Regions from separate parts of the Homo sapiens genome. Here region 1 is linked to region 2. A link is an interaction called in ENCODE POLR2A ChIA-PET data of the cell type or tissue named here. Cell type or tissue: MCF 10A. All regions are shown on one strand. Links, peaks and the distances in the headings refer to the core of each region. The heading gives the core; the rest is flanking DNA.

Region 1 (9,348 bases), core at 4,489-6,988, 110 kb after region 2:
CTTCTGTACTTTTATTTAGAGACTTAGGTAGTATGGAATGTTCTATAAAATTAAATATTAACTTCAAAAAGTTCATGACAACAGAAGGAATTAAAGGACAGAGCTTTCATAAACTAAACAATGAGAAAGGATGATAGCAGGCTATATGGAAAAACTGTATGTTATAAAACATTTTTACTTCCCTCGACTTCTTATTCATAGTATGCTAATCACCAAAAAACCCTCTGTAGCATGCCTGCCACATAGATTATTATTAATAAAGTGAATCTTATGTTGTAAGAAACCCTGCTGTAAACTTACCTGTTTGACTTAAATATATATGTGTGTGTGTATATATATGTATATATGTGTGTGTATATATACATATACGTGTATATATATACGTATATATGTGTGTGTATATATACATACGTATATATATACGTATGTATATATGTATCTGTATTTGAAATACTGACCTTGAATCATAAAAGGCCTTTCGGTGTTTGAGAAGCTAAAATATATATATTACAGAAATGATTTTATCAAAAATAGATAGTAAATTTAAAAAAAACCCTGTTTCCTTTTTAAAGGGCTTACAGTTACGGAACTCTAGCTGGGTTTAAGTGAAGCCTGAGGCTACCACCCCCTATCCCTTATGTGAACCATTTAGGTAGCTTTGAATTAAATCACAAGAGTAGAGCGAGCAAGGGATAAGTATCAGCATCTTTTTACTGAAAGATAAGAGTGTCAGTATCACCATGCACAGTTGCCTTAAGCTTTGTTCATCTATACTTGCCAGTAGGCATCCCCACCTCAGAAAGAAAAGGCAGGCCTGCAGAATAATGTCAGGCTACACACCAAAAAGTTCAGAGCTGGGTTTACCTTCCTGGCACCTAAATTCACACTACAATTTTTTGTCAATATTATTATACTATCATGTTAAACTTTCATTTGTGAACCTAAATAGATATCATAGGTATCTCCCCCCATTGATTAATTCAGTGTTATGCTTAAAGCATCGTCATGCATGGAAGCTATTTTGTTTTTTGTTTTTATTTGAGATAGGGTCTCACTCTGGCACCCAGGCTGGAGCGCAGTGGCACAATCTCCGCTCACTGCAGTCTCAACCTCCTAGACTCAAGTGATCCTCCCACCTCAACCTGAGAAGTAGGGACTACAGGTGCTCACCACTACACCTGGCTAATTTTTGTATGTTTTTTGTAGAAACTGGGTTTCTCCATGTTTCCCAGGCTGGTCTCAAACTCCTGCACTCAAACAATCTGTTCCCTTTAGTCTCCCAAAGTGTTCGTATTGATTACAGGCCTGAGCCACTGCGCCTGACCTGGAAGCTATTTTGAATAAGAAAATTTTTAAGTATTCCATCTCTTTGCTCAGGTATCTTTTTTAGTAATACTTTCTTTGCCCACGCTGTCCTTCACTGCTTTATGTTTCTCCATAGCACTTACTTCCACCTTGCTCTACAACTTTTTTTCTTTTATTGGAGTCAGGGTTTGCTCTGTCTCCAGGCTGGAGTGCAGTTGTATGATCATAGCTCACAGCAGCCTCGACCTCCTGGGCTGAAGCAATTCTCCCACTTCAGCCTCCTGAGTAGCTGGGACTACAGGCATGCACCACCACACTTAGCCAACTTTTATTTTTATGCTTGTCTTCACGCACTAAATGTTAGTTTCTTGGGGGCAGGGCTTTGTTTTGTTCATTGCTGTATCCTCAGCACCTAAAACATATTACATATTAGATAATCGATATTTGTTGAATTTGCTGAAAAATTGCTGCCATGATGCCATCATTTGGTTGTCTTAAGTTGATCGGGGAGTCTCACTGCAGCTTTTGAGATCTCAAGGATCTCGAAGGATATTTTGAAAACTAATTTAAAAGGTGTATATTATTGAGATCAAATTGTATTCTGGGAAAGCGATAAAATAATCTTACTGCAGCCGGGCGCGGTGGCTCACGCGTGTAATCCCAGCACTTTGGGAGGCCAAGGCGGGCGGATCACGAGGTCAGGAGATCGAGAACATCCTGGCCAATGTGGTGAAACCCTGTCTCTACTAAAAGTACAAAAATTAGCCGGGTGTGGTGGTGGGCACCTGTAGTCCCAGCTGCTCGGGAGGCTGAGGCAGGACAATGGCATGAAACCAGGAGACAGAGCTTGCAGTGAGCCAAGATTGCGCCACTGCACTCCAGCCTGGGCAACAGAGCGAGACTGTCACAAAAAAAAAAAATCTTACTGCATCTGAATGAGATAATACTACCATTTTAAAATTTAGGGCTTTCATGTCTTTTTTTTTCCTCATTTGATTCTCGTAGCAAACTTCATAGATGAAGAGAAATTGAGCAGAGAACATTGATTTGTCTAAGTGCTTATTGTTAATGGCTAAGTAATAACAGGGAATCCCATGGTGTTTTGTTTTGTTTTGTTTTGTTGAGAAGAAATCTTGCTCTTGTTCCCCAGGCTGAAGTACAATGGTGCGATCTCGGCTCACTACAACCTCCGCCTCCCAGGTTCAAGCAATTCTCCTGCCTCAGCCTCCGGAGTAGCTGGGATTACAGGTGCCTGCCACCACGCCTGGCTAATTTTTGTATTTTTAGTAGAGATGGGGTTTCACCATGTTGGTCAGGCTGGTCTTGAACTCCTGACCTCAGGTGATCCACCTGCCTCGGCCTCCCAAAGTGCTGGGCTTACAGGTGTGAGCCACCACGCCCGGCCTGTTTTTTTTGTTGTTGTTTTTTGTTTTAATAAAAACATATTCATTCAACAAACAATAAGAATCTACAACCTAGGCTGGTCTCGGTGGCTCATGCCTGTAATCTCAGTGCTTTGGGAGGCTGACACAGGCAGATTGCTTGAGTCCAGGAGTTTGAGACCAGTCTGGGCAACTTGGCGAAATCCCATCTCTACAAAAAAAATACAAAAATTATGCGGGCATGGTGGCGCACACCAGTAGTCCCAGCTACTCAGGAGGCTGAGGTAGAAGGATTGCTTAAATCCAGGAGGTCGAGGCTGTAGTGAGCCGAGATTGTGCAACTGCTCTCCAGCCAGGGTGACAGTGAGACCTTGTCTCAAAAATCTACAATCTGCCAAAACTATGTTGGTTTTCCAGTTTTCCACCTGACAGTCCACTGACAGCCCAAAGGTTGTTGTAAACAATTCCAGCTTTGCTTTCTGTTTTTTTGTTTGTTTGTTTTTGTTTAGAAGGAAGGGACTTTTAAAAATAAAATATTGGTTGGATATATGAGAATTTTCATAAAATAAATGCAAAAGAGAAGAATGGTACTACAGATCCTCTTGGCCAGATGTAAAAACGTTGCATTTCAAGATCCGTAAAAGCTTCACATACTCATCTCTTCATCACCTTAAACCCCAGAGGGAGCCACTGACCAAAATTTTATCATTCCCTCATTTTCCTTTTATAGTTTTACTACATGTTTGATTTCCTAAACTAGATACTGGTTTTCAACTTTATACTGTATGTATTCTTTTTTTTTTTTTTTTTTTTGAGACGGAGTCTCGCTCTGTTGCCCAGGCTAGAGTGCGGTGGCTGATCTCAGCTCACTGCAAGCTCCGCCTCCTGGGTTCACGCCATTCTCCTGCCTCAGTCTCCCCAGAAGCTGGAACTACAGGCGGCCGCCATCACGCCTGGCTAATTTTTTGTATTTTTAGTAGAGACGGGGTTTCACTGTGTTAGCCAGGATGGTCTCGATCTCCTGACCTCATGAGCCGCCCGCCTCGGCCTCCCAAAGTGCTGGGATTACAGGCGTGAGCCACCGCGCCCGGCCAATACTGTATGTATTCTTTGAAATTTCCTTTCACTCATCTGAGGCAGATGTTCTTACCGTTGCTGTGATTCATTCTTTTTCCAATTCATTCTGTGCATATTGAACTGTTGAGCCTTTGAATCTGAATAGCCTTTTTTTTTTTTTTTTTGAGACGGAGTCTCGCACTTTCTCGCCCAGGCTGGAGTGCAGTGGCGCGATCTCAGCTCACTGCAAGCTCCGCCTCCTGGGTTCACGCCATTCTCCTGCCTCAGCTTCCTGAGTAGCTGGGACTACAGGCGCCCGCCACCACGCCTGGCTAATTTTTTTTTGTATTTTTAGTAGAGACGGGGTTTCACCGTGTTAGCCAGGATGGTGTCGATCTACTGACCTTGTGATCCGCCCGCCTCGGTCTCCCAAAGTGCTGGGATTACAGGCGTGAGCCACCGCGCCCAGCCCCTGAGTAGCCTTTTTAAAATTCAGTTACAAAAACTGCCGTCAACATTCTTCCACATTCTCTAGGTGCACACAGACAAAAGATTCCCTCCCCGGGAATTTATTTAAGAGTGAAATTACGGTATCATAGGAGGTATATGTGTTTAACTTGACTAAAAATATGAACAAATTTTTCAAAGTGGTTGTGCTGATTTACACTCCTACCAGCAGGGTATAAGCACTTCTGCTGCCCTTTATCTTCACTAACACTTGATATCATGAAACTTGTAGTTTCTTACCGGTTTGGTAAATGTAAAATGCTAGCTCACGGATGTTAATCATGCACTTCTTTGATGACTAATGAGATTGAGCATCTTTTCATATGTTTACTGGCCATTTATGTTTGTTGTTCTTTGAGTGCCCTTTGACAGGTTTCTCCATTTTTCTACTAAGCATTCATCATTTACTTACTGATATGTAAGAGTTCATAATGCATTCTGAATACCAAACTTTTGTCTGTCATGTATGTTGTACATATCGCCAGTTTCTGAACCTTATATTTTCAATCAATGTAGGCTGTGAAAAGACGAAGAAAAAGGCCGAGCGTGGTGGCTCACGCCTGTTGTAATTCCAGCACTTTGGGAGGCCCAGGCGGGCAGATCACCCGGAGTTCGAGACCAGCCTGGCCAACGTGGTGAAACCCCGTCTCTACTAAAAATACAAAAATTAGCTGGGCATGGTGCCAGGCGCCTATGATCCCAACTCCTTGGGAGGCTGAGGCAGGAGAATTGCTTGAACCCAGGAGGCGGAGGTTGCAGTGAGCCAAGATCTCACCATTGCACTCCAGCCCCGGCGACAGAGTGAGACTCTATCTCAAAAGAATAAAACAAAAACAAAAGATGAAGAAAAAGTCTTAACGTAGTTGGACTTATCTCTTACTTTTTGATTTGGAGAGTGAGAGAGAGAGAGAGAGAGAGAGAGAGAGAGTGTGTGTGTGTGTGTGTGTGTGCGCGTGTGTGTGTGAGAAAGAGAAAGATTTAAGAAATTGTTTTCTACTTTAGACTCATAAAAATATTCTATATTGTCTTCTAGAGATATTTTTCATTGTTCTTTTGAATCCGTCTTTAAACCATGTGGAATTGATTTTTTGTGTGTATAGGATATGGGGAGAGATCCAATTCTGTTTTCCCCACATGCAGATAATCACCTGTTCAGCACCATTTATTGTCCATTCCCTTTTTTTCTCAGTGCTCTTTAGTGACCTTGCTGTTGTAAAACAGATTTCAACATCTGTTTCTGGTCTTTCCGTTCTATTCCATGGGCCAGTTTGTCTCTACCCTGGTGCCATTCCATCTTACTGTAGTTATTATAGGTTTATTATTTGTTATGGTGTTACTTATTATTTATTAGTTTAGCTCTTGATATATAAAACAAGTCCCTCTATCTCATTTTTCTTGGGAGCATCTTGACTCTCCTTGGCCCTTTTTGTAACTTGCATCAACATTTGAGTCAGCTTACCATGCCCCACAAAAAAATTCTTTTTAAATTTTGGTTATTAATTGTATTGAATCCACAAATCTGTTGACATTTTATTATGAACCTTCCAGTCCATGAAGTTGGTATTTATATTTTTTAAAGTCCTTTAGTGTCTTTGAATACATTTTTACTAATTTGCTTCATAAAGGGCTGCCTATCTTTGGTTAGATTTATTCATAGGCACTTTTTTAAAATGCTGTTGCAAATGGCTTATTTTTTTATTGCAGTAAAATATACATAGCATAAAATTTATTTTAACCCCTTTTAGGTGTACAGTTCAGTAGCATTAAGTATATTCACATTCTTGGAACCATCACCACTGTCCATCTCCAGAATTCTTCCATTATCCCAAACTTGAAAACTCTCTACCCACTAAACCGTAACTCCCCGTTCTCCCTTTCCTCAAGCTTCTGGCAACCACTGTTCTACTTTCCTTCTCTTTGAATTTGGCACATCTCGATGGAATCACAAATGACATTTTTTTGGTTTTTTGAGATAGGAGTCCCGCTCTGTCACCCAGGCTGGAGTGCAGTGGCGCAACCTCAGCTTACTGCAACCTCTGCCTCCTGGGTTCAAGTGATTCTCTTCCCTCAGCCACCCGAGTAGCTGAGATTACAGGCACACACCACCATGCCTCACTAATTTTTTTGTAATAAATGACATATTTTTAATAATATGTTTTTCTGTCTGTTTTGCAGTGAAGAAATACAATCAGTACTTTATTTAGGAGGTCTCTATCTAACAGCTTTGCTTACTGCTTCTAATAACTTAGCTGTATTTGGGTTTTCAGCATAAACAAGCAGATCACATGTGAATAAAACTATGAAACCCACCTACAGAATTTTAAATTTTAACTTTTTTAAAAATATTTTTTAAAGACAGAGTCTCACTCTGTCGCCTAGGCTGGAGTGCAGTGGCATGATCTCGGCTCACTGCAACCTCCGTCTCCTGAGTTCAAGCCATTCTTCTGCTTCAGCCTCCCAAGTAGCTGAGATTACAGGCGCCCACCACCACGCCCGGCTAATTTTTGTATGTTTAGTAGAGATGGGGTTTCACCAGGTTGGTCAGGGTGGTCTTGAACTCCTGACCTCAGGTGATCCGCCCACCTCAGTCTCCCAAAGTGCTGAGATTACAGGCGTGAGCCACTGCGCCTGGCATATTTTAACTTTTTTTTTTTTAAACAAATACAAATGAGATCTCTCTATGTTGCCTTGGCTGGTCTTGAACTCCTGGCCTCAAGCAGCCCTCTTGTCTTAGCCTCCCAAAGTGTTGGAATTACAGGTGTGAGCTATGGCACCCAGCCCTGTTCAAGCTTCTTTCTTTCCTTTATTATTATTATTATTATTATTATTATTATTATTATTTTTATTTTTTCCAGACAGGGTCTTGTTCTGTTCCCAAGCTGGAGTGCAGTAGTTTGATCATGGTCACTGCAGCTTCGAGCTCCTGGGCTCAAGCATTCCTCCCACCTCAACCTTCCAAGTAGCTAAGGCTACAGGCACAGGCCACAATGCCCAGCTAATTTTTAAATTTTTTTGTAGACAGGATCTCTCTATGTTGCCCAGGCTGGTCTTGAACTCCTGGCCTCAAGCCATCCCCCTGCCTCGCCTTGCCAAAGTGCTTGGGATTATAGGTGTTAGCCACCACACCCAGTTATTTCTTTTAACAGGTCAAGAATTATTTGATGCCCCAATTCTGATATGAACTCATGACTGATTCTGCTGCTCCTGCTAGTTCTTTCTGATGGTGCTTTGTTTTTTTGTGTGTATTTTATGGTTTAAATTATGAACTTATTCTTTGGATGTTTATATATGCCAGATGCTTGGTATCAATTCTAATTTAAGACCACTTAAAATTCTTGACCCAAGGTCTTTGGAACCATTTGATAGAATTTGGGCTATAAACCCATGAGGACTGGTTTGTGGTTATGGCTTTTTGTGTTATTTTGTGCCCCTAGGGCAGGGGGCTTTCACTGGGGTAATTTTTGTAATCCCCTAGGGAGGATTTCTAGCCTACCCATGCATTGAGAGTATATTAGGGTCTTGGTTTTATGAGGAATCTTCTGTTAATTATCCCACCTTCACTAGGCCTTTGTCCAATAATGCTGTGGACCTTAAGCTTAGATTTTTACCTGCTTGGGCAAATACCCTCATGGTGAAAAGCCTTCTTTAGTGCTTCCAGTCACCAGTTCCTCTTCGTCTTGGTTTTTACCTTCTTGCTGGCTTATCAAGGCTTTTTTTTTTTTTTTTTTTTTTTTTTTTGAGACAAAGCCTCACTCTGTTGTGAGGCTGGAGTGCAGTGGCGCGATCTCAGCTCACTGCAACCCTACCTCCTGGGTTTAAGCAATTCTCATGCCTCAGCCTCCCAAGTAGTTGGGATTACAGGTGCCAGCCACCACGCCCAGCTAATTTTTGCATTTTTAGTAGAGACGGGGTTTCAACATGTTGACCAGGCTGGTCTTGGACTACTGACCTCAAGTGATCCACCCGCCTCGACCCCCGCAAAGTGCTCAGATTACAGGCGTGAGCCACTGCACCCAGCCTGTATCAGTCATTTTAAATTATTTTCATGTGGAGTATAAATCAGAGTAATGAATCCAGCACATGGCTAAAACTTCCCGTATCATTTTACTAAGTCATTTCTAGTCATTTTGGAAAGGACATATGAGGTTAAATGAGCACCTGAAACATTCATAAAAATGAAATCAAGAGTGGCCTTTACAACTGGTAACTAAAGATATTTCTTTTTTTTATAGGTGTCAGCTGTGATGCATGTTTAAAAGGAAATTTTCGAGGTCGCAGATATAAGTGTTTAATTTGCTACGATTACGATCTTTGTGCATCTTGTTATGAAAGTGGTGCAACAACAACAAGGCATACAACTGACCACCCAATGCAGTGCATATTAACAAGGGTAGATTTTGGTAAGTAATTAAAAATTTAATGAATTACATCATTTAGAATTTTATGTACGTTGAAGAAGTAAAGGCAAAGTGTTCTAAAACTCCCCAGCAGCATACCATAAGCCCCAAATTCATTAAACATGAAATAAATCTTACTTTTTTTTGAGACGGAGTTTCGCTCTTGTTGCCCAGGCTGGAGTGCAATGGCGCGATCTTGGCTCACTGCAACCTCCACCTCCCTGGTTCAAGCAATTCCCCTGCCTCAGCCACCCGAGTAGCTGGGATTACAGGTGCACACCACCACGCCTGGCTAATTTTTTTGTATTTTTAGTAGAGACAGGGTTTCACCACGTTGGCCAGACTGGTCTCGAACTCCTGACCTCAGTCAATCTGCCCGACTCAGCCGCCCAAAGTGCTGGGATTATAGGCGTGAGCCACTGTGCCTGGCTTTTTTTTTTTTTTTTTTTTTTTTTTTGAGGAGTCTTACCCTGTCGCCTAGGCTGGAGTGCAATGTCGTGATCTCAGCTCGCTGCAACCTCCACCCCCCAGGTTCAAGCGATTCTCCTGCCTCAGCCTCCCAAGGAGCTGGGATTACAGGCGTGCACCACCATGCCCGGCTGATTTTTTGTATCTTTAGTAGAGATAGGGTTTCACCATGTTAACCAGGCTGGTCTTGAACTCCTAACCTAATGATACACCTGCCTCGGCCTCCAAAGTGC
Region 2 (9,348 bases), core at 2,478-4,977:
TTTCTTCCTGGGGGACTCTCTCAAGGATGAGGTTTTGAAGATTATGCCGGTGCAGAAGCAGACCCGTGCCGGCCAGCGCACCAGGTTCAAGGCGTTTGTTGCTATCGGAGACTACAATGGCCATGTCGGTCTGGGTGTTAAGTGCTCCAAGGAGGTGGCCACAGCCATCCGTGGGGCCATCATCCTGGCCAAGCTCTCCATTGTCCCCGTGCGCAGAGGCTACTGGGGGAACAAGATCGGCAAGCCCCACACCGTCCCTTGCAAGGTGACAGGCCGCTGCGGCTCTGTGCTGGTGCGCCTCATCCCTGCACCCAGGGGCACTGGCATCGTCTCCGCACCTGTGCCCAAGAAGCTGCTCATGATGGCTGGTATCGATGACTGCTACACCTCAGCCCGGGGCTGCACTGCCACCCTGGGCAACTTCGCCAAGGCCACCTTTGATGCCATCTCTAAGACCTACAGCTACCTGACCCCCGACCTCTGGAAGGAGACTGTATTTACCAAGTCTCCCTATCAGGAATTCACTGACCACCTCGTCAAGACCCACACCAGAGTCTCGGTGCAGCGGACCCAGGCTTCAGATGTGGCTACAACATAGGGTTTTTATACAAGAAAAATAAAGTGAATTAAGCCTGAAAAAAAAATTTTTTAAATAAGAATCCGAATATTTCATCATTCACAGAAAATAGATTTTTAAAAAAGAAAGAGTGGACTGGACACAGTGGCTCATGCCTGTAATCCCAGCACCTCGGGAGGCTGAGGCAGGTGGATCACTTGAGTCCAGGAGTTGGAGACCAGCATGGGCAACATAGTGAGACACCCCCCGCCCACTGGCATCTCTACAAAAAATAGACAAAAATTAGCTGGCCATCTTGACACATGCCCATAGTTCTAGCTGCTTGGAAGACTGAGGTAGAACGATCACTTGAACCTGGGAGGTGGTAGCTGCAGTGAGCCATGATCGCGTCACTCTACTTAGCCTGGGCAAGTAAGTGAAACCCTGTCTCCAAAGAGAGAGAGAGAGTAATATATAAGTAGTACTCAGTCCAACTCTGTGGAAGATCACGCATGTGGTCTAAACCAACAATGGATTTAACCTATCATGAAATTATTTTATCTTGTGCCCTAATTTTGAAGAAATAAATAAAAGCTAGTAAACTGGGCTATTCAGGAAACATTTACCTTTAGAACGATCCATTAAAGTGAATAGAAAACCAAACCATGGACACAATAATAGTTACCGCTCACACAGTCTAGGCTGAAAGCCATGGTGCATGCAACCCAGCAACATGGCTTGGGGGCTGAGTAAGGAAGCTGAATTTCAGGGATTGTGTAAACAGGCCTTGGAATGTGTTGACATCAATAGTAATAGCTAAAGTGGTTCCTGAGTCCCCAAATTATTCGTTGGTTCTATCAGGGTTTTCCAGAGAAACAGAGCCAATAGGAGATACACACACACACACACACACACACACACACACACACGGAGTGAAAGAGATTTTAAGAAATTGGTGAAGTGCCGTTGTTGTTTTTGTCTGGGGTAAATACTTGGGGTTCCTCGTCTCATGCCAAGGACACGGACACACACAATGAGTGAGTTTAGGAGCCGAGGTTTACTAGGCAAAAGAAAGAGAAAGGAGAACAGCTCTCTATCTTGCGAGAGAGAGGGAATTCCAAATGGGAAATCTGGCCCAGAATGGGAGTGCTCCGCAGGCTTGCAGAGGTGGTGTCTGATTTGCGTAGGGCCCACAGATTGGTTGGACCAGGTGTGACGCTTACGTAGTGCTCAGGAAGGCTGGCCACCCCATCCTAATCTTATTGTGAAAATGGGCTTTCCATTTGGTGGTCACCATGTTGTCTGCTCCTTACTGTACACATGGCTGGCAAAGAGAAGGGAAGGTGGAGCGCCATTTTGAATTTGCCTAGTTCCAGGTAACATTTTCCTATTGTCATAACTGCCAGCATTCACCCACGCAGGCTTCTGGCTTGCTTGTCTATGTCTGCAGCTCAATTTTACAGGCTGCTCTTTGTTAGAAAAGAAAATGATATGGGGGCTGCTTTTCATTAAAAGGAAAACCTTACCGAGGACTTCCTTCCCCTCACTCTCTGCCTAAATAATTTCTTTTTAACTCCTGTATCATTGGGTCAGATGATTGCAGGGGTTAACAAGTCTGAAATCCATAGGACAGGTCATCAAGATGGAAATTCAAGCAGTTCTTCCATATTATAGTCGTAAGATAGAAGTCCTTCTTCTCAGAGAAACTGCAGTTTTTTCTCTGAAGACCTTAAACTGATTGGATGAGGTTCACCCACAAAGACTATCTCCTTTTCTTCAAGTCAACTAATTGAACATGTTAATTACATCTACAAAATGCCTTCACAACAATATCTAGACAGTGTTTGACCAAATAGCTGACACCATAGCCAAGTTCACACATAAAATTAACCATCACACTGTTTGAGGTTTTTTTTTTTTTTTTCCATTTCATCTGCACAGGCACCTGGCTTCTAGCAGACATTTTCTCCTTGGATCTGGGCACCAGTACATCCCATGCCAGGCCTGGCCCACCACAAGGACCACTGAATGCAGAAGCCCAGCTCCCACTCCCACCCAGGGCCACGAAATGACACTAGGGATGGAAACTGATGTAGGATGGTGCAGCAGAAAGCATTAAGGTGACTGGGATCTCAGAGTTGCTATACCAGGCGTGGACTACTCCTTCCAGACATCTTTAATCTTTATCAGGAAGATGAATAAGCTTCTATTATGATATATAAGTCACTGGGTTTTTGTTTGTTTTTGTTTTCTTTTTTTGTTTTGTTTTGTTTTTGTTTTGAGACGGAGTCTCTCTGTCACCCAGATTAGAGTGCAATGGTACCATCTCAGCTCACTGCAACCTCCCCCTCCTGGGTTCAAGCGATTCTCCCACCTCAGATTCCAAAGTAGCTGGGATTACAGGCACCTGCCATCATGCCCAGCTAATTTCTGTATTTTTGTAGAGATGGGGTTTCACCATGTTGGCCAGGCTGGTCTTGAACTCCTGACCTGAGGTGATCCGCCTGCCTCAGCCTCCCAAGGTGCTGGGATTACAAGCGTGAGCCACCACGCCTGGTCGTGTTTTTGTTTCCTGAGACAGAGTCTCACTCTGTCACCCAGGCTGGAGTGCAGTGGTGCCATCTCGACTCACTGCAACCTCCGCCTCCCAGGTTCAAGTAATTCTCCTGCATCAGCCTCCGGAGTAGCTGGGACTACAGGTACTGCGCCACTATGCCCGGCTAATTTTTGTATTTTTAGTAGAGATGGGGTTTCACCATGTTGGCCAGCCTGGTCTCAAACTCCTGACCTCAGGTAATCCATCCGCCTTGGCCTCCCAAAGTGCTGAGATTACAGGCGTGGGCCACCATGCCTGGCCAGACAGTCCAATATTTTTAAATCAGCCATAAATCTATGCACCGAATAATGTCTCTCTCTCTCTCTCTGACACATACACACATACACACATGCGCACGCGTGCACACCCACACATTGTTACCACTTAGAAGAGTGCCAGGCCCAGATGGTTTCACAGACGATTGCTTTCAAAGCTGCAAGAAAGCAATAACTTCAATACCTCAAAATTTGTTTCAGTAGTTAGAAAAGGACATATGCTTCCTGTGATGGTTAATTTTAGCTGTCAACTTGACTTGATTAAGTAATACACTAGTCTCCCCTTATCCATGGAGGGTATGTTCCAAGATCCCCAGTGGATGCCTGAAGCCACACATGTACCGAACCCTGTACACACCTATGATAACGTTTAATTTATAAATTAGGCACAGTAAGAGATTAACAACTAATAATAAAATAGAACAATTAAACAGTTGAACACAAGCACTGTGATGCTGTGACAGTCACTCGTAACTGAGATGGCTGCTAAGAGACTAGCTAACGGGTGAGTAGTGTATACAACGTGGAAACACTGGACAAAGGGATGAGTCACATCCTGGGAGGGACAGAGTGGAATGCCATGAGATTTCATCATGTTACACAGAACGATGAGCCATTTAAAACTTACGGATTGTTTATTTCTGGAATTTTTAATTTAATATTTTCAGACCAAGGTTGACCAGGAGTAACTAAAACTACAGAAAGCAAAACTGAATAAAGTGGGGAGTCGAGAACCTAGAGAGCTGGTAAAGCATTCTTTCTAGGTGTGTCTGTGAGGGTGTTTTCACAGGAGATTGGCATGTGAGTGGGTGGGCTGACTGAGGAAGATCTGCCCTCAGTGTGGGCGGACAACATCCAATTGGCTGTGGGCCCAGATAGAACCAAAAGGCAGAGAAAAGGCAAATTCTTTTTTTCTCTCTCCTGAAGCTGGGCCATCCTTCTTCTTCTGACCTTGGACATCAGAACTGCAGGCTCCCTGGCCTTTGGACTCTGGGTCTTACATTAGCAGCCCCCAGGTTCTTGGCCTTTGGCCTTGGACTGAGAATTACACTATCAGCTGCCCTGGTTCTGAGACTTTAGGACTTGAACTGAGCCCCACTGTGGTATTCCACGGTCTCCAGCTTACAGACAGTCTGTCGTGGGACTTTTCACCTCCCTAATCTCATGAGCCAATTCCCCTAATAAATCCCCTCTCATATATCTATATACAGTCGCCCCTCATATCTATGGGAGATGGGTTCCAGGTTATGTTGCCCAGGCTGGCCTTGAACTCTTGGGCTCAAGCTATCCTCCCATCTCAGCTTCCCAAGTAGCTAGGACTATCATATTCTTTTTTTTTTTTTTTTTTTGAGACGGAGTCTCGCTCTGTCACCCAGGCTGGAGTGCAGTGGTGCGATCTCGGCTCACTGCAAGCTCTGCCTCCCGGGTTCATGCCATTCTCCTGCCTCAGCCTCCTGAGTAGCTGGGACTACAGGCGCCCACCACCACACCCAGCTAATTTTTTTTTTTTTTGTATTTTTAGTAGAGACGGGGTTTCACCATGTTAGCCAGGATGGTCTCGATCTCCTGACCTCGTGATCTGACCGCCTCGGCCTCCCAAAGTGCTGGGATTACAGGCATGCGCCACTGTGCCCGGCCCATATTCTTTTTTTTTTTTTTTTTTTTTGGAGACAGAGTCTTTTTCTGTCGCCCAGGCTGGAGTGTAATGACATGATCTCAGCTCACTGCAATCTCTGCCTCCTAGTTTCAAGCGATTCTCCTGCCTCAGCCTCCCAGGTAGCTGGGATTACAGGTGCCCGCCACCATGCCTGGCTAATTTTTTGTATTTTTAGGAGACACGGGGTTTCACCACGTTGGTCAGGCTGGTCTCAAACTCCTGACCTCAGGTGATCCACCCGCCTCGGCCTCCCAGAGTGCTGGGATTACAGGCATGAGCCACCGTGCGCGGCCAAACTATATTCTTAAACACATTTTGTTCTGGCTTATTGCTGCATATCAAATAACTCCAAGACTTAGCGTCTTAAAACAATCACTATTTTGTTATATATCCTGTAGGACAGGAATTCTTATCTCCCTGCAGATAGCAAAATCCAGAGATGGTCAAATCCCTGCTATAAAATGGCATAGTATTTGCATATAACCTATGCACATCCTCCAGTACACTTTAAATCATCTCGAGATTATTTATAATATCAATGTAAAGGCTATGCAAATAGTTGTTAAACAGTATTGTTTAGGAAATAATGACAAGGAAAACAAAGTCTATACATGTTCAGTATAAAAGCTTTTTTCCCAGATATTTTCAATCCACAATTAATTGAATTCCCTGATGTAGAAACCCTGGATATGAGAAGCCAACTGTATATATACATATCCTATTGGCTCTTTCTCTCTGGAGCACTCTAACATGCCTTCCAAAACATTTACAAAGCAAATATGATCCTGAAAACAAAATCTACTGTGAATATTGTTGCAAACTTCTAAATAAAATACTAGTAAATTTAATCAAAAAAGTATATTACAATAACAAAACATGGCCAAATAAGGTTTATTCCAAGGATGCAATAAAATTTCAATACTAGGAAATCTGTTGTCATAATTCAGCATATTAACTGGTAAAGCAAAATATGCTCATCTTTATTTTTATTTATTTTTTATTTTTGAGATGGAGTTTCGCTCATTGCCCAGGCTGGAGTGGAATGGTGCGATCTCAGCTCACCACAACCTCCACCTCCCGGTTCAAACAATTCTCCTGTCTCAGCCTCCCAAGTAGCTGGGATTACAGGCATGTGCCACCAAGACTGGCTAATTTTGTATTGTTAGTAGAGACAGGGTTTCTCCATGTTGGTCAGGCTGGTCTTGAATGCCCAACCTCAGGTGCTCCACCCGCCTCGGCCTCCCAAAGTGCTGGATTATAGGAGTGAGCCACTGCACCCAGCCAAAATATGCTCATCTTGGTATGAGCCTGTGATGGTTAATTTTATGGTCAATTTGAGTGGACCCAGATTAAACGTTGTTTCTGAGTATATTTGTGAGGGTGTTTCTGGATGAGAATTGCATTTGAACTGGTGGGCCCAGTAGATTGCCCTCCCCAGTATTTATGCGGCCTCATTGCTTGAACTGGGACATCTTTTATCTTCTGCCGCCTCAAAACTGAGATTCATATCATCATTTCCTCTGGTTCTCAGGTCTCTGGACCCAGACTGAATTATAGCCCAGGCTTTCCTGGGTCTCCAGCTTGTCGAAAGCAGATTGTGGGACTCCTCAGCCTCCATAATTGCATGAGTCTACTCATAATAAATTTATTCTTAGGCCAGGCTTGGTGGCTTACACCTGCAATCCCAGCACTTTGGGAGGCCAAAGTGGGTGGATCAAGGTGGGAGGTCAGGGGTTCGAGACTAGCCTGGCCAACATGGTGAAAACCTGTCTCTACTGAAAATACAAAGAATTAGCTGGGTGTGGTGGCGGGCACCTGTAATCCCAGCTTCTCAGGAGGCTAAGGCAGGAGGATTACCTGAGCCCAGGAGCTGGAGGCTTCATTGAGCCATGATCATGCCATAGCACTTCAGCCTGGGCAACAGAGCAAGACCCTGTCTCAAAAAAAAGAAGGAAGGAAGGAAGAAAGGAGGGAGGGGAGGGAGGGGAGGGAGGGAGGGAGGGATTGATTCTAGTTATATAATTCTATGTATAAAATATGCACATTTAAAAAAATATAAGGAAGACATAAAGTTATATTCTTTTGACAAAAAGAATTGTATGTAATACAGAGATTATGTAAAGCCTATTTATGAAAGAAGGTAAAAAGAAACTAGTAAATAGGTGAAAGAGATGTAAAGAGAGTCACAGATGTAAAGATGTATTTTTGGTAACAAAGATTAAGAAGAAAAGAGAATAATTTTGTATGAGAAATAATCTTATGTGGTAAATTTTTGTCCTACAGTAAAATGACTGTTTATTTAAGAAAGAGGGAAATTTATGACAAAACAAAAAGTTCAAGCATGTTGTAAATTGTCTGTGTAAATCATGATAAGGTTCATAAAAAGAAAAGCTATAAAAAATTTTGTGTATGATTAACTTGGCTATAATTAAAAGGAAATAATTTATAATAGTCATGATAAATGTGCTTAACTGCACAAGCAGCCAAAGGGCACAGGAACCACTCTGATTATTCTGTATAGAATTCATTTCCTAGGCCGGGCGCTGTGGCTCACGCCTGTAATCCCAGCACTTTGGGAGGCCGAGGTGGGAGGACCACGAGGTCAGGAGATCAAGACCATCCTGGCCAACATGGTGAAACCCCGTTTCAACTAAAAATACAAAAATTAGCCAGGCATGGTGGTGTGCGCCCGTAGTCTCAGCTACTTGGGAGGCTGAGGCAGGAGAATCACTTGAACCTGGGAGGTGGAGGTTGTGGTAAGCCAAGATCGCACCACTGCACTCTGGGCGACAGAGTGAGACTCCGTCTCAAAAAAAAAAAAAAAAAAGCAGCTGGGTGTGGTAACACACACCTGCAATCCCAGCTACTCAGGAGGCTGAGGCAGGGGAGTCACTTGAACCTGGGAGGCAGGAGTTACAGTGAGCCAAGATCAAGCCACTGCACTCCAGGCCTGGGCAATAGAGTGAGACCCTGTCTAAAAAAAAAAAAAAAAAGAAATTCAATCTGGTCCTGCACCCCACTATTAACTATATCTACCACATCAGTGCTCCTACAGGGGAGGCTACTTCCCTGAACACAGAGAGTGGGTGAGAGTCTCAGGTCCTTGAGGAAACTGCAGGCTTCTGGCTCCTCCCAGTCCTGGGGAGTTTCCCAAACCTCTCTCCCTTTGTCTTGACACTTCCTCTCATTCTCTTCCCCTGGGGTCAACCCACGTAATCCCGGTGCAGCCCATTCCTTCCTGGATTAGCCCACTAAAATGCTAAAACCCATCAGAGTTTCCTTACCACCAACACTGCTCGTGAACAAACCTGTCACCAGGACCTGAACTGTACCAAGGGATGCTTTTCCCCACTATAATCTTCATCAACCTCTTAAATAAAATAAGCACTTATAATATCCTCATATAAACATGAATAAAGGCATCTCTGGAAATGTTTCTGTTTTAATTAAGCTGCAAACGCTTCATCCTTACAAGGCATATAGAGTTTCAAGGCAAACCCATAGTTGCCCCCCACATCCCCAGACCACCCCCTCCTGACTGAAGCAGAAAAATAGGGTCTGGAGGCAGGGAACCTAAGGCCGATTCACGCTGACTTTCTAGAACTAAATCAAAAGGAAAACCCCAACTTTCCACACCTAAGTAACAAAAGGACTGGAGGCTACTCCCTTTGCAAACCCCACCCCCCTTTTCTGTGGGGCCGACGGAAAATTGAAAGTATCTCTGATTGGTTGATTTCTGCAACCAGATATTTGCATAGGAGTGTAACTTTGTAACTTCACTTCAGCCTCTGATTGGTTGCTTTCCACAACCAATCAGACACTTACAAAGGTGTAAGTTACTTTGTAACTTCACTTCAGCCTCTGATTGGTTAATTTCTGCAACCAATCAGACTGATAGTGGGCCACTATTTCTTTTACTTAGAGTGTACACCAAGTCGCCAGTGGGAAACCTCTAGAGGGTATTTAAACCCCAGAAAATCCTATGCTTGGTCTGTTCGCACCCTGTGGAGTGTACTCTCGTTTTCAATAAATTTTTGCTTTTGTTGCTTCATTCCTTCCTTGCTTTGTTTGTGCATTTTGTCCAATCCTTTGTTCAAACTGCCAAGAACCTGGACACCCTCCACCCATAACATAACCAGATTGCTGCCTTTGAGCCTCTTCTTTTTTAGAAATTCTAAAGGCGCTACTGAGAATATGATGCATGTCCCTTCAGCCACTAGCTGTTCCCATCTCTTCTGGGAGATGTTCAGCGCTGGGTCCTCTC

Evidence for each region. Peaks named below come from ENCODE experiments on the same cell type or tissue, not always from the same donor. Only the 100,000 strongest peaks of a DNase experiment are listed, where the experiment ranks them.
Region 1: POLR2A ChIA-PET joins it to region 2 with 5 read pairs; 14 of 35 experiments call an interaction of 5 or more read pairs at or near these places.

Annotation. Positions count from the first base shown.
Region 1 is chr2:85,019,407-85,028,754 of GRCh38, forward strand. It overlaps KCMF1 (potassium channel modulatory factor 1), which reads left to right. Exons shown (of 7, transcript NM_020122.5): 2 at 8,483-8,650. Among named protein-coding and RNA genes, the nearest start is that of LINC01964, 43 kb to the right of the region's middle. RefSeq lists an enhancer at 3,868-4,552. In MCF 10A, for the core only: no CTCF peak of the experiment used is centred there; no DNase peak of the experiment used is centred there.
Region 2 is chr2:84,916,068-84,925,415 of GRCh38, forward strand. It overlaps the pseudogene RPS2P17. Among named protein-coding and RNA genes, the nearest start is that of TMSB10, 15 kb to the left of the region's middle. RefSeq lists enhancers at 3,259-3,318, 3,298-4,497, 4,269-4,458, 9,012-9,061 and a cis regulatory region at 3,810-4,398. In MCF 10A, for the core only: no CTCF peak of the experiment used is centred there; DNase peaks (open chromatin) are centred at 3,984 and 4,264.